Regions from separate parts of the Homo sapiens genome. Here region 1 is linked to region 2. Evidence: read pairs that join two places in POLR2A ChIA-PET (ENCODE). Cell type or tissue: Panc1. All regions are shown on one strand.

Region 1 (2,500 bases), 190 kb before region 2:
GATGCTTAGAGCATGTATGATTTGTGGACCCTGTAGTGACTCCTTCTCATGCCACTTCCCAGGGACATCATGGCCTTCTGCAAAGAGGTCTCTCTCTCTCTCTTTCTCTCTCTCTCTCTCTCTCTGGGTACCTGTGCATGTGTTGCAGGTGACCTGACATTCTTGGATCACTCTCCCAGAAAGCCATGTGTTGGACCCCTCCCTTTCTATCTTAAAATGCCCGATGTTAGAAGCTCATAGTAGTTGTAAAGGAGCTAATGTGATGCTTAAAAAGGGCTCAAAACATTGGTTCCCCCGCCCCCACCCCTCAGGGCCTGGGAAGTTTCCCTTTCTCTTTGGGAGAAAAGTTGCTTTTCATTTTTCACTTGTGCCTGTGTGTTCTCTGTTACGTTATTACTATTTCCATCAAAAAGCATTTTATAGTTCAATGTTTGGGGGAAATACAGTCCCATAAGCAGGCCCCTATTCAGGCCCCTATCCAGCCTCCTCGTCCTTTTGCCTCCTCACCCCTTCCTAGGGCCCATACCTTGCAGTGCCTTGTGTGAAATTTTCGAAGGCAGTCCTCACTCACAGCCCCACTTGGAATGTCACAAGCATTTAGCAGATTAAAGGCTCTGAAAAGCCCTGCAGTAAAGTAATGTTTAACTTCAATTAAACCACCCTCTCTCAAATTCACTTGACTGCTAAACTCTTTTTCAAAGAACACCTGTATGTATTCCAAAAAGTTCTGGATTAAATATTGTTAACCTCTCAAAGAACACAGGGTGGGGCCTATTTATCCTCTGTGTGCCTTCAAATCCCAGGAGGCTCAGGCCTTTTCTGCAATAAAAAATGTATTCATAACTCTTTAATTGCTCTCTTCCCTTCTTCCTCTCTGACTTATTTGTATAATATAAAGTTAGTGCGCTATATTTGAATAACATGGATAGAAATAAACTTTTAATGCCAGAACCTCCTCTCAAAAAAAAGTGGTAAAGCTAGAACTCTCACTGTAGTTGCCTGTAATTTAAAGTGAAAGGCTCCAAACAGGTGTTTCCCCTGGAAGAAATGTTCAAGCCTTGTTAAGAGTCTATAATATGTCAATATACACTGTTAAAAGAGATGACAGGTCATGTGCCACATGACAACAGTTTAGTCAAGATAGACTGCATATCAAATAGTGGTCCCATAAGATTATAATATTGTATTTTTAGGGTAGCTTTCCTATATTAGCTATGTTTAGATACACAAATACTTACCGTTGTGTTACAACTGCCTACAGTATTTGGTACAGCAACGTGCTGCCCCAGTGTGTAGTCCAGGAGCAATAGGCTAATGCCACATAGCCTGGGGGTGTAGCAGGTTCTACCATCTAGATTTGTGCAAGTACACTCCATGATGTTCACACAACAGCAAAATAGCCTAACAATGCATTTCTCAGAATATACTCACTCGGTTAAGCAACGTGTTTGTACTTTTCTTGTGACTTGAATCACTTCCGTTTTAAATCTGTAAGAAGCTGAAATACTATATCCTCTTTCTTTCTTTTAATAAACGAGTAGGAGACAGTGCACCTGGGCTCACTCGTCAGAGAGGCTGACCCATGTGAAAGGCAAGGAGTCCTGCCCCAGTCACTCATGCCTGTCGCCCATTATTTTAGTGAATTGTGGTGAAAACCCCAGCTCCATATAGGCTGGCTGTGTCTAGATGGTACAACTGAGTCAGCTGGGGAACACACAAGGCAGCATTGCAGACCATCATTGCAAAATAGCTGTGCATTCCTTCACCTGAGCTTTTGTGACGGGTGCATTGGGTTGGTAAAATGACTAAAATTATTCAGTTGCCCCTGTTCCGGTTGTAGAAAAATGCTCTTCACACAAGGAATGTTTTTGTGGTTTGCCACATTTGGAAATGTCAGCTACTTTGGAAATGCTGTATTTAGCCTCAAATCCCACACCCATTCAATGCTGTTAACCAGATCTCCAGGGTGTAGCGACAGTGCAAGTCCATGTATTTTGAGATCTATTAATACCTTTTGGTTACCAAGTGGCATTTGCTTCCCGTATATTGCCATGAAACAGAACAGCAAGGTCCAAGTTTGCCCTGGTTTATGAAAAGGACCTCATCGTACTGAGATAGTTTGTCAAAGTTAAAGTTAAAATCCCAGAGGGGCTTTCTTATTCTCCTGTCCTCCCATGAATTTTTGATGCATCAGAAAATCACATTTTAAAGGCATGAAAGTGGGGTGAAGCAACAATTTTCACCAGAACTGTGAGTGTGAAGGAGTGTGTGTGTGTGTGTGTATGTGTGTGTTTTGTTTCTCCAAGTCTGTTTAATGGGAATACTCAATGTTAAGTCTCCCAGTGGTGCCTGAACTTATATATGGTAATATTCACATAAATGCAATATGTGCTTCCCTTTTTTGACATATATATAACTTGTCATTTCATTTCTTGGGACTAATAGGCAAAACTAATATTTCTAGAGAAATCTGAGAAAGCATGTGTGTGCTGTATACACG
Region 2 (2,500 bases):
GTGTCCCTTTTGGGGGTCTTTATGGTGCAAATGGCAAAACAAGGCGATCCTATCAGTAAGAGTAGATCTAAGGTTTACAATGTAGCTCTATTTAGTGTGACAGGAAAATTAAATTACAGGAGGCACTCACTCATTGTCACCCGTTAACAGGCTTGGGAAAATTGTGAATCCCTGGGGGCAAATCACTGACGACGTGCGAGGGGAATAAAAATATTTCATTTTAATTGGCTGTTGTTTCCTTTGCTTGATTTTGAAAACAACAAACATAAACATGTCCCCCACAGTTCTCCTTGGAAATAGGGTCCCGAGTCTCCCAAACACGACCCCAACTTACAGTCTCTGCCCAGAGGCCGGCGGGTTAACCGCCCTGGGAAGCCTAGGTCTGTTTTCTCAGCGATGGTTGAGCTGGTCTTTATCCAGGGATTCCTGGGAAGGAAAATATAGGGACAGGTTTCAAATAAAAATGGGCTTCCACTACTCCGCCCCCCGCCCCCATCGGAGTCAGCTGGAATGCAGTTATTATGTTTCTGGAACAAGGGCAGCCCTTCGATTCTATCAGGACTGAGGAGGAGGAAGGGAAACAGAGTGACGCGGAGGCCACCCATTCTTTCTCCTCCCCAGAGGAAAAGGAGTTCGAGCTCCTTTTGAGATACCGGGTCGGAGAAGGTGCAGCTCGGGCTGGAGCAGGGTGGACGAGTGTTCGAAGAGGAGAAAGTGCAGGCTGGGGGAGCGAAACGAAAATCCTGAGGTCACTAAATGAGATAAAAGTGTCTCCAGGGCCGTGCCAGCACATCCTAGCCACCACTGGTGTCACCAGCATCCCGCCCCCCATTCTAGCCCCCTCTGTTGTCCCCCATTAAGACTGGTGGGCGTGGCTGCCTGGGTCCCGCTCCCACCGCAGCGGGGTCGCGCTCCCAGTCTTGACCCAAGGCCGTCTGCCTGTTCGCCCGGCCCTCCTCTGCGCGGTGCCCAGCGGGCTCATCCGGACGGGGCCGACCTTGGCACCTGCAGGAGAAACCCTGGACTCGCCAGTGTTACCGGAGACGGGAGAGCGATGGGGAGGGCGGGAGAGGAATACAGCTGACAGAGCCCATGGCGACTGGGGTGGGATAGGTCGGGTCCGGTGTGAACTGGCTGCCTAGGGTCGGTTCCCTGCGCTTTCTAGAATTTGTGGGGGAAAAGCAAGAATGACCGTCCCTCTGCCTCGTGCTCTTTTCGATCTCTCCCCCGACCCCCAGTGACATTTAGCAGGCATTTTCCTTTCGTGGCCTTCTCCACTAAGACCCTTGGAAGTCCTATGTCAGCGAAGTGAGCGTTGGGAGGGGACGAGAAGAACCCCCCGGAGGGCCAACCCGGGTTCCGCGTTTGGCGCATCTCGGCAGCCGGAGCTCGCCAAACCGGGACAGCCCCACGGACCCGCGGGGACTGGGGGCTCGGCCGGCTGCTCTGACGACCTCGGCGCGCCCGATCGGCCCCGGCTGCCTGGCCCCGGGTACCCGGGCACACGCCGCCTTCCCGGAGCCCGAGCACCCGCTCCGGCTCTCGCAGCCTGAGCCCAAGGAAGGCTGCTCTGCAGGTCCCCGGGCCACTCGCGGGGAGCCCGAGCCAGCCCGCCAGCCAGCGGCTAGGGCCTCACCCAGGAATGAGGAAAGGGAGTGCTGCTTTATTTCGGAAGCAGGTCCGACTCTGTGAACACCTAGATAGAGGGAGGCATTTAATTTTTATATGCACATATATATATATTGCAACGTGATTTGTCCTAGGTAGAGTTATTTGTGCCTCAACTTTGATACATTTCATGGTAGAATTAAAGGACAAGGTTCGTGCCTGGGGTGGGGGCGGAAGAGAATAGTGAAGGGGCAGTTTAGATGTTTTTTCTTTTCTAAATGATTCAATTTAAGCAAACACTTGGGGGCTCCAGGCCGCTGTAATTCCAAAGACAATTTTCTCTTGTTTTAATTTGATTTGCATTTTTTCAACGTTGATAATACTCAATTTCATGGCTGAATACACATGTAAACACGGTTAGGTCGTGTTTTTCGCCACTTGCACCAAACAGAATGTCGCTTGTCTCGGTGCCATGGGAGGTTACACGCCGCGTCCTCAAAATATCTGCAAGTTTCTCCTAAATTATTTTTCAAAACTTGGCCTGGAAATTTGTCTGAGCTTCAGAGGTGACGAACTAAAATATATCTAAACTGAATATATCTACTGAACTAGCCAAGGTGTGGGAAGACCTGCACAGACATTGCAAAAAGGAAGGCAGTAAAGGAAACAAATTCCTATTTGATATAGAATCAATCCTATTTTTACCCGGCATTATTTTTCTATATTGTATTAATAGTTTTAAACAATCCAAAAATAACAAAGAAATTATCTTCTCCCAGAAATGTTTTTAATGTGGATTTCATTGCTAGAAAGACAAGCATTGAGAAATATATAGCTATACCTTTATAAGGAGAGGTTTAATTACCACTATTGAGCTATTTTATCAAACATA

What was found. Peaks named below come from ENCODE experiments on the same cell type or tissue, not always from the same donor. Only the 100,000 strongest peaks of a DNase experiment are listed, where the experiment ranks them.
Region 1: POLR2A ChIA-PET joins it to region 2 with 7 read pairs; 4 of 35 experiments call an interaction of 5 or more read pairs at or near these places.

What each region holds. Positions count from the first base shown.
Region 1 is chr20:22,381,460-22,383,959 of GRCh38, forward strand. No RefSeq gene overlaps it. Among named protein-coding and RNA genes, the nearest start is that of LINC01427, 100 kb to the left of the region's middle. In Panc1, no CTCF peak of the experiment used is centred here; no DNase peak of the experiment used is centred here; H3K27ac peaks cover 263 bases.
Region 2 is chr20:22,567,460-22,569,959 of GRCh38, forward strand. LINC00261 (long intergenic non-protein coding RNA 261) reads right to left here. Exons shown (of 4, transcript NR_001558.3): 2 at 335-426. Among named protein-coding and RNA genes, the nearest start is that of LINC00261, 9.9 kb to the right of the region's middle. RefSeq lists enhancers at 393-1,211, 1,212-2,029. In Panc1, no CTCF peak of the experiment used is centred here; no DNase peak of the experiment used is centred here; H3K4me3 peaks cover 1,763 bases; H3K27ac peaks cover 2,494 bases.